Regions from separate parts of the Homo sapiens genome. Here region 1 is linked to region 2. A link is a loop called in an ENCODE intact Hi-C map of the cell type or tissue named here. Cell type or tissue: dorsolateral prefrontal cortex. All regions are shown on one strand. Each heading gives the region's core, and the rest is flanking DNA. Links, peaks and the distances in the headings are about the cores only.

Region 1 (5,379 bases), core at 114-5,113, 230 kb after region 2:
AAGGAGCAGTTACAGTATGTGGAAGATGAGGTCATGATTTGCTTACTTCAAAAATTAGTTTAGGGTCGATTTGGAATGTCCATCCTTTGAGAAAGAACAAAAAATTCAAGGCCATGGGTTTGACAGAACTTCTGTACCCCAGACCCGCTTTAGAGCCTAAACCTGTGACTGCCTCCAAATTACAGACCCCGTTCCTGATTCCTACCTTTTCACTGGCTGGCACTCCTGATGCCTAGTAATCCTAGGAAGCCTTCATTCTTTTGAGTGTTAGCAGCTTTGTCCTGGTGGGAACTTCTAGAGAACTTTCTGGGAAGGGGAGTATTCATGGTGTTTGATGTCACCTGCCCCATCTTGAAGGCACAGCTGATAACTCATGGAGGAAAGTTTTTGTTTGTGAGCTCCATCACATCCACTCTGGGGACTTTCTGGAATGTTCTACTTACTTGTTTGGTGCAGGGAGAACTGGGAAGGTTTTCTAGATTCATTCCTACAAAGGAATACTTTGTAACGCCAGTCACTTCCTAGCTTTCTATAAGTAAACCAGATCTGTTCCCTAAGGACAGATTGTTCCAAATTGGTCGCAAAATATGGAATTAATTAAAACAAAACCCACACACCAAAACAGAAACAAATGTCTTTTCTGAAAAGTAAAAGTCTTTTCGCTTAAAACGCATTTTTGCAGAATGTAAACTTTGGGCGTCTTTGTTTTTTTTTTTTTTTTTTTTAAGACGGAGTTTCACTCTTGTTGCCCAGGCTGGAGTGCAACGGCGCGATCTCGACTCACTGCAACCTCCACCTCCCGGGTTTAAGTGATTCTGCTGCCTCAGCCTCTTGAGTAGCTGGGATTACAAGTGCCTGCCATTATGCCTGGCTAATTTTTTGTATTTTTAGTAGAGACGGGGTTTCACCATGTTGGCCAGACTGGTCTTGAACCTCTGACCTCAGGTGATCCACCCATCTCAGCCTCCCAAAGTGCTGGGATTACAGGCATGAGCCACTGCACCCGGCCATCTTTGTACAGTAATAAACGTGAGCAGAGCACAGTGCAAAGAATGCGGGCCTCGGAGAGAGGTGTGTCAGGCTTTTGGACCTACTTAGTGGGTGTGTGATGGGGGCAGGTGACCTCAGCCACAGGCTGTTGCTGCTACTTCCCTAAAGGGGTTGTTGAGTGGATGACAGATGATTTACCTAATGTACTGAATACAGCATCTGGCACATGGTAGCTGTTCAGCCAGAGGTAACTTGTAACACCCCACCCAGTCAGCCTCAGGCAACGTGGACCCAGAGCACAGCATGCATCTGAGAAAAGCCCTTTGAGTTTGAGGGAGAGAGAAGAGCCTCAAACTCTGCCTGTTCACTCCACAGGGAAGACAAAGAATAATCTTTGGTCCAGACACTGGGGTCCATTCCAATATTGAGCGAGTGGCGTGGCATGGGGACCCCCATTTGGAAGGGATGCTGGCGGATGCAAGAACCGGGTCCCGGAGCCTGCAGGGCCTGACAGCACCTTTGAGTTCCGGGAGTGTGAGAAGTCTGTGTGGTCCTAGAAGAGGGGCCAGGATGCTGGGCTGGCAGGAGGGGGCTGGGGGGCTCAGGGCGACAGGCCAATTGGTACGGAAGTATGACATGCTGTGAGGACCAGTGGAATGTCAGCCCTGGTCAGAAGTCACCTTCAGCACAGTACCCGCTGCCTTGAACTTGCATGTAAAATTAAATTTAGGGTTGTTGCAAGCTTAGGCTCTGGTTACCCATGGCAACCTTGAGTTCTGTCTGCATTATAGCAGATTTTAAACAGTGTCAAGAGGCTGCTAGAAGGTGTTACTTGGAAAAATGACTGCAGGTAGTGATGTAGGTAGGAGATGGTAGAGAGAAAGAATTGCCAATTGTAGCTTGATACTGTAGTCTCTGGGGCCATTTAGCATAAGGGTCCTGCCTACCTGAATATGCTCAAAGGTGCCTGACGCTCTGTGCAGGACTGGATATATAGTAAGAGGTCGTCATCACCATGACTTAGAGACATTAAGGAAAGGTGAAATTATACTCAGCTTGCTGTTTAAAAAGCCAGAGAAGCATGTAATACACTTTAGAAAGATTTCCCTTACCGGTTAAAACGAAAACAAGTTTCAGCATTTAAAATTCAATTATGTGGAAAACCTGCCATGTGGAACAGCCCATTCCCCAAGGATGAAGTGTAAGTGAAGCATTACGGACTGTTTGTTCGTGACCCGCTTCATTCCTTTCAGACTGCTGTCTCCACGTGCTGTTTCACTCCAGGACTTGGTTTCTGGAAGGTATCCCAGGGTTCATCCAAGTCCTGTTTTCTCACTCTACCAAGGTGGAAACTGAGGCTTCAGGAGGTGGTTTCCTGGGGTCAAGTATCATCTTAGAGAAGAGTGACGCCTAGAATTCATGCACTCTGACTCAAATTCTAGAATGTTTTCTTTAACATCATAAATAACAACTAATGAGGCTGGGCATAGTGGCTCATGCCTGTAATGCCAGCACTTGGGGAGGCTGAGGCGGGTGGATCACTTGAGGTCAGGAGTTTGAGACCAGCCTGGCCAACATAGTGAAACCCCATCTCTACTAGAAATACAAAAAATTAGCTGGGCATGGTGGCACACACACCTGTAGTTCCTGCTACTCAGGAGGCTGAGGCAGGAGAATCGCTTGAACTGGGAGGCGGAGGTTGCAGTGAGCCGAGATCACACCACTGCACTCCAGCCTGGGCAACAGAGCAAGACTCCATCTCAAAAAAAAAAAAATAATAAAAATAACTAATGAAATTAGGATGGTTTTTTAACAGTTTATTATTTACATAAAAACATAGAAAATCTATGTTTTTACCTGTTCTGAAAATGGATAGTTACATCTAGAACCTTCCATCTCAACAAGAGTGTAGCTTATAGCTGCCTCCTAAGAGTGTGGCGATGGCCATTGGAGAGGACAGTGGGAGCTTGCTTTCCTCACCTCTTGGGAGTGCCATCTGACAAGCTGTGAGGATCTGAGGGCCGTCGCCTGCCATCTTGTGGTTGAAATCCAGCACAGTGAGAGAAAGTGCTGGGAGCCCCAGTCCAGTTTATTATTCACAGGCTGTGTGTGTTTCACCGCCGTGCTGTTTGGCTGATGTTTTCAGCCTTCAGAGCTCTCTCTTGAATGGCAACATCTGAGCTATCCTCTCCTGTCTGTGACTGGTGTTTTTTCCTGTGGCCCTGGGAGGTGCCCCATTCGAGTCCCTTCACACACACAGCCTCGGCCCTCAGGAGTCGCACTAATGAATGAGGAGCTGATCTGAGAAATCCGCCTGTGCTCAGCTCTTCGTGATGGATGACAGAGGGGAGTTATTCGTCCCCAGTTTCTCTAACTCTGTTCTGGAATCAGAAGCCTTTTAAGGAAAGCGTGAGCAGCAAGACAATTTCCAACACTACAATGGCCAGTGGGGTGAGTTCTTTCAGAAAACTGGCAAACTTGGCCACACCCTCCGTCGCAGCCCACAGATCATTGTTGAAAGCCACATGCACAGCTGCTTTTCAGGGTCCACTTGTTTTTATGAGGGAAGAGATTCCATAAAAAGAGCGACTTTCCATCATTTAAAGAGGATTGAGGTTTCAGAGCCAGATCCAGAGATGCTCTTTAATTTTATCCCAGTGACCTGCTCCTCCTCTGGTACCCTGGTCACAACCTTTCTGAATGGGGGCAGCACAGCCCCTGGGTGATTAACTTGAGCCATGGAAGATGGAAAACCCAAATACCTACATAAGACACTCGCTTTTAAACTCTTAGCACTACTTTCGGGAATTGTAATGGTAATTGTAAACCATACAGAGAAGAAAGATAAAAGCATCTTAGTGTGGTTATAGTGTTACTGGTCCAACTTCATACCCGTCTATCTATAGGCACCCCTGGGCCATTTTCAGCAATCCTGACTTCTACTTTATCTTTTCTGTCCGGGTACTAAATACGTTATGAACATTTTTATTCTCTCGTTTTGAGCACCATATGCCCTCAAAATGACTTTTTCTTTTCTTCTCCAGAGATTTTTTTTTTTTTTTTTGAGACGGAGTCTTACTCTGTCGCCCAGGCTGGAGTGCAGTGGCGCGATCTCCGCTCACTGCAACCTCCGCCTCCCGGGTTCATGCAATTCTCCTGCCTCAGCCTCCCGAGTAGCTGGGACTACAGGTGCCCACCACCACGCCTCACTAAATTTTTGTATATTTTTTAGTAGAGACGGGGTTTCACTGTGTTACCCAGGATGGTCTGGATCTCCTGACCTTGTGATCCGCCCACCTTGGCCTCCCAAAGTGCTGGGATTACAGGCTTGAGCCACCACGACCAGCCGCCTCCAGAGATTTTTGAACTTCAGGCTTTGGCACCTGTTTTGGCCCTTGGCCCTTTCTTAGTTACTGTGGAAGCAGAGGCAGGTAACCAACTGCAATGAGTAGGTGAGCCGTTCCTATGAACTTCACTCCCATTCCACCTGGGTTTGCCAAGTACAGAAATGAACAGACTTGCACTTGCATCTTCTGGTGTTGGAGGGCACCAATATCAAAAGGTGACCTCTTGCTGGAGGACAACAATATCTGCTATTTAAGGACCCAAATATATAACTCTTGTACAATGTAAAATGAAACAAAGCTTGTAAACAGTTATATAGATTTCTTCATGGGATTCTTCTTTGAGATGTGATCTTTCTCCAAAGATTTTGAGGATGAGAGTTTGTTTAAAATGTTCTGAAGCTCTGATACTAGTGGCCTTTTCATTTTTTATTTTTTTGAGACAGAGTCTCGCTGTCGCCTAGGCTGGACAGAGCACAATGGCACGATCTTGGTTGGCTCAATGCAACCTCCGCCTCCCGGCTTCAAGCAATTCTTCTGCCTCCAGCTCTGAAGCAGCTGGGACTACAGGTGCACACCATGCCCGGCTAATTTTTTGTATTTTAAGTAAAGACAGGGCTTCACCATGTTGGCCAGGCTGGTCTCGAACTCTTGACCTCAAGTGATCCACCCACCTCGGCCTCCCAAAGTGCTGGTGTTACAGACCTGGCCTTACTAGTGGCTTTTTTGATAACTTGGAATAACAATGTTGAATTATATGGAGCAACAATGTTGAATTGTATGGATCTCTTATCTTTGAGTCACAGAAACTTGGATGCCAGGGCTGCAGTGATGGTGTAATAGCTGACTCATCCCTCAGGGCTCTTTGTTCACCAAAGGAAAGATGATTCTATCATTTGCAATGTCTCTTTGACTTAAATTTAGCCATGTCCTTTTGGGGAGGAAGGCTGGGCTAGTTCCATAGCTGAAGTGCATGTCTCCCCAGCCCTTAGGCTGGACTATAAGGTTGATCAGTTTAAATGGGGCTGGGATTTATTAAGAAATT
Region 2 (5,379 bases), core at 279-5,278:
TCACGCTACTGCACTCCAGCCTGGGCAACAGAGTGAGACCCTGTCTGAAAACAGAGAGAGAGAGAGGAAGAAGAAGAAGAAGAAGGAGAAGGAGAAGGAGAAGGAGAAGGAGAAGGAGAAGGAGGAGAAGGAGAAGGAGGAGGAGAAAGAGAAGAAGGAGAGAGAAAGAAAGGAAGAAAGGAAGGAAGGAGAAAGGAAGAGAGAGAGAGAAAGAGAGAAAGAAGGAAAGAAAGAAAAGAAAGAAAGAAAAGGAAGGGAGGAAGGAAGGAAGAAAGAAAGAAAGAAAGAAAGAAAGAAAGAAAGAAAGAAAGAAAGAAAGAAAGAAAGAAAGGTGGGAGGGAGGCAGGGAGGGAGGGAGGGAGGGAGGGGAAGGGAAGGGAAAATAGAGTGTTGAAAGGAGCAATACATGAAAAGGAAGGATAATACATTGTGACTAAGTGGGGTTTACTTTAGGGATGCAAAGTTGCTTTAACACTTGAAAATCAATTGTTGCTATTTGTCACACTAACAGAATAAAGGAGAAAAATCATATGATCATCTCAATAAATGCAACAAAATGCCTGTGACAAAATTCAATAATAGCCATCATGATTTAAAAATGAAAATCTCTTAGTAAACTAAGACCAGAAGGGAACTTCTTGATAAAAGTCATCTAGGAAAAAACCTAAAGATAATAGCATACTTAATGGTGAAATATTGACTACCTTTCCCTTATGGCTGTGAACAAAGCAAGAATGTTCACTTTCCCCACCGTTATTCAATATTATACTGGAGGTCTTACCAGTGTAAAAAGGTAAGAAAAATAAAGTCATACATATTGGAAAGGAATAAATAAAACCATTACCATTTTTTTCTTTTCTTTTTTTAATTTTCCAAAGGGCCAGGTAGGCATTACCTTTTTTTTTTTTTTTTTTTTTTTTTTTTTTTGAGACGGAGTTTCGTTATGTCGCCCAGGCTGGAGTGCAATGGCTCGATCTCGGCTCACTGCAAGCTCCGCCTCCCGGGTTCACGCCATTCTCCTGCCTCAACCTCCGGAGTAGCTGGGACTACAGGCGCCCACCACCACGCCTGGCTAATTTTTTTGTATTTTTTAGTAGAGATGGGGTTTCACCGTGTTAGCCAGGATGGTCTCGATCTCCTGAGCTTGTGATCCACCCGCTTCAGCCTCCCAAAAGTGCTGGGATTACAGGTGTAAGCCACCACGCCCAGCCGGCATTACCATTTTTAAAAGCATTAAAATTTACGAAATACTTAGGAAAAACTTTAACAAAAGACATGTAAAACCTCTACAATGAAAACTATATAACACATACTGCCAAGACTTAAGCTAGCAATTTAATGACTGCTATTTATTAAAATACTTTAATAATTTTAATTATTAAATATTTAATTAAATTATTTTAAATAATTATTGTTATACTTATTGTTAATTACTAAATTTATTAATTAAAATTATTAAATTTTAATTAATACATAACTTTAAGGAGGTTCTTGGAGGTAATGTTTTCATGAAGGCTTCCTCAAACTGGAGAAAAGCCTTACATAGGTCCTGGAAAGACTCTCTTTACTACTATCAGCACTATTAACAGTTGCTAAAGCATTTTTATAACAGAAATAATTGAATACTCAATTATTATTAATAGTTGAATATTCTAAAATGATTCAATTACTTTGAATAATTCAATTCTCTTTTTTCTCATTCTACCTAGATAATACTGATGTCCCCTTACCATAGCCCCTTATATATGACATTCCAGAAAAGGCAGGGCAGCACTATTGAAAATCCAAGCGCTTTTTCTGGCTGATTTTCCATTGAAGTTAGATGGGCATACACTGCCTACATTCACAGAAAAGAGAAGGACAGTGTTTATCATCCTCACTCTGAAGGCCACTTCAGGAGCAACCCATTCAAATCTCCTGGGTATGGAGGGTCACTCTTGCTCTTGCTGGCCAATGACCAATATATGCAGGGTGTTCACCTGCTACTGTGATGAAGAGGTACAGGTAAAAAACAGACCCCCGTTATCTTCCTCTTTTCTCCTTCTTTATCCCCTTCAGAGGTCCCTATTTTTCCATTTTTGTGAGCTTCATTCTAACTAGTTTGCAGATAAAACCATTTTGCCCAGTAAACAAACAAACAAACAAACAAAACCTTCTACTTGTATGTTTCGTGTACTATCAAGCAGTATTTGGGCTTACACCTGTCTTTGTCAACTTGAATTAATTTAAGATCAACATTTTTTAATATTTAGTTTGGGTTTTTCTAGCTAAGATTAGTAAAGAAAGCATAAATAAAAATTCACTGTGGGGATTTTTAAACCCTTGGTTAATTTTACAGGCATTGGCAGAAGCAATGTTTCTCTTCCTGTTCATCGATTCCAAGTTACAAATAGGGACAGAGAAACAGTTTAATGTCTTTCCCATTTAACTGAAACTTAAAAAGTAGCATATTTGCCTCCAGAAAAAACTAATGGACTCTATGATAGGCAAAAAATGTCTTTTCCCCAAAGAGGGCCTCATCCAAATCTCCAAAACCTGTGAATAGGTTATGTTATAGGGCAAGGGAGAATTAAGTTTGCAGATGCAACTAAGAAATCCACTGACGACCAGGTGCAGTGGCTTATGCCTATAATCCCAGCACTCTGGGAGGCCAAGGAGGGAGGATTGCTTGAGCTCAGGAGTTTGAGACCAACCTGGCAACACAGCAAGACCCCCATCTCTGTTAAAAGAAAAAAAATCCACTGACTTTGAGATGGGGAGAGTAGCCTGGATCATCCAGGTGGGCCCAGAGGTAGCGTCAGAGGGGGTGCATCATGGAAAAGACTCAGCAGTCATCACTGGCTCTGAAGACAGTAGGGGACTGCCCGCCAAAGAATTCAGGCAGCCTCTAGATGGTAGAAAGGGGAAAGACATGGATCCTCCTCTACGGCCTTTAGAAGGAACAGAGCCCTGCTGACACCTTGATTTTAGAGACCCATTATGAACATATGACCCTAGAATTGTAAAGTAATAAACTTGTATTGCATTAAACCACCAAGTTAGTGATAATTTTTTACAGCAGCAATAGGAAACTAATACAGAATCTTTGTTCCTTAACAGGTGCATGCCACCACACCTGGCTAATATATTTTAAGTTCTAATCTTTAATTGTGGGAATATCTTCTTTTAATTAGGGAATTTCAAGTTTAAAAGAGTAAAGCACTGTCCTGCTTTCTGTTTCTATGGATTTGCCTGTCTGGACATCCCATAAGTGGAATCATACCAGAAAAAAAAAAAGTATTCTTTTTTCTTTGCTAAATAACGTAATTAAATAGTTTGGACACCAGGTGGCCCTAGACTACCAGATTTATCAAAGGAGCGCTTTTCAGTTTTATGATCTTAACATATTACTATAAAGGCAATGATGCAATTTTCTTTTAATAAGAAGAATGTTAAAAAACATCCCATTACATATGCATCTAAGTTTTTTGACTATTGTTGGTCAGTCACTTAAATTAGTCTTGACAAATCTTTAAGTTGGTTTCTGACAATTGTTGTGTGTGTGTGTGTGTGTTTTTAATCTAGAAAGATGAACTAAAACTGAATAGGTGTCACTAGAATATGACACAAGGGTAAGAACTTTTTTGGTTCCCAGTGCCTTGAATGCTGACAGCATCCCATAGCCTGCACCCGATAAATAACAGTTGAATGAAAGAATAGCTCATGTCCAGTTTGCACATATAAATTTGTTTCTGAATAATCTGGAACTTGAAGAACATCCTTTTGTCCAAGAATTTTTAATTTAGCACTATTCATAGAGCACTCATTTCTTTAAATGTGCTTGCAATGCATTCTCTTTTATGCTAGAAATGAACAGCCATTCCTCATTACATGATTACGTGCAGTCCGCCCTGCCCCCGACCCAGGTGTTTCCAGTTCTAACCCAACACCCCTAGGCTTCCTACTCTCCTCCCAGTGTCTGTGAGTGATCTTGGGGGAGAGTGTGGTCAGGTCCACAGTGGACCAGAAGTCACCCACCTCCCTGGATGCAGGGGCTTGCACAGTACCTACCTGTGCCCTGGGGTACTTTGTGCCCCTCTGCATTAAGCCCTCTCCTGTTGCCTGTCACGCCCTCCAAGCCAAAGTGAAAAAGTGTCCGCTTCAGAGACTTCTTCCCAGTTGCAGGGATGGAAAAATAATTTTCTCTCTACCCTTAATAGGTCTTAATTGGGACTACCTCTAACAAAAGAGAGATTAACATGAGAAAAACAAACAGTTTATTACCGTATATGCCTCATGTATATTTGGGAGGAAACTCTGAGAAATGTGTCAATATTTAGAGTGGATCTCAAAAGAAGCATTTAAACTTCAAGCTTAAATATCATCATTCCGGGAAAAAAAGAAAGAAGGGTTTGGGGAAAGGTCTGGAAAACACCATAAAACGAAGGTAAGGTTTTTTGTGCAGATTTAAATGTAAGCCTTCTCCATTGGTTATGAGTCTCTACTGATTTACTCTTCCTTTTTCCCTGGTGCAGAGAGAGACACTGTTACAAATGGAGACTGCCTTTAAAGATGTAAATTTTTTTTTTAAAGGGTAACTTTTCAGAAATACTCCTGTGTCTGCACTTTCTCAAAATAACCAGCTCAAAATAAGCAACATGCCAAGGAGGCATATTTTGGGGTGGCATATTCTGGTCTCTTACAGTCATATTTGGTGTGGTACGTTCTGAGCCCCAACGCAATGTACTCTGTCTCCAGATATCTTGTAAATTCTGATTCCTTCATAGGAATCAGTTCTCGCTGTGTTCAAATTGTTTTATATTTAGTTGTGTACAGTGTGTACAGTGGCACCAGATTATAATTTCTGTAGATAAAGGGTAATACTTTATCCTTTTTTATATTCCCAGTACCAAGCCAATATTGGGAATAAATAGGAGGAAAAGAGAGGAGAGGAGAAAGGAAAAAGGAAAAAGGAAAGGAGGAAGGAAAGGAAAGGAAAGGAAAGGAAGGGAAAGGGAAAGGGGAGGGAGAGAAGGCTGTCGTATCATCAGACTCAGACTGCAGATGGGTAAAATAACTGCTGCTGATTTCTTAACATTTAAATATGGGTGTGTGGCCAGGTGTGATGGCTCACACCTGAAATCCCAGCACTTTGGGAGGCTGAGGCAGGCAGACCACCTGAAGTCAGGAGTTCAAGGCCAGCCTGGCCAATGTGGAGAAGCCCCGTCTCTACTAAAAATACAAAAATTAGCCAGGCACGGTGCCTGTAATCCCAGCTTCTCAGGAGGCTGAGGCACAAGAATTGCTTGAACCCAGGAGGTGGAGGTTGCAGTGAGCCAAGATCGCGCCACTGCACTCCAGCCTGGGCACCAGAGCGAGACTCCATCTCAAAGAAATAAA

Evidence for each region. Peaks named below come from ENCODE experiments on the same cell type or tissue, not always from the same donor. Only the 100,000 strongest peaks of a DNase experiment are listed, where the experiment ranks them.
Region 1: a loop joins it to region 2, with 14 times the contacts of the local background. A loop is called at or near these places in 94 of 110 quality-filtered maps.

What each region holds. Positions count from the first base shown.
Region 1 is chr5:31,806,227-31,811,605 of GRCh38, forward strand. All of the region lies in intron 2 of PDZD2 (PDZ domain containing 2), which reads left to right. Among named protein-coding and RNA genes, the nearest start is that of MIR4279, 130 kb to the right of the region's middle. In dorsolateral prefrontal cortex, for the core only: CTCF peaks have their summits at 3,039 (motif pointing left) and 3,243; a DNase peak (open chromatin) is centred at 3,025; H3K4me3 peaks cover 1,027 bases; H3K27ac peaks cover 816 bases.
Region 2 is chr5:31,578,354-31,583,732 of GRCh38, forward strand. No RefSeq gene overlaps it. Among named protein-coding and RNA genes, the nearest start is that of C5orf22, 49 kb to the left of the region's middle. In dorsolateral prefrontal cortex, for the core only: CTCF peaks have their summits at 3,344 (motif pointing right) and 3,550; no DNase peak of the experiment used is centred there.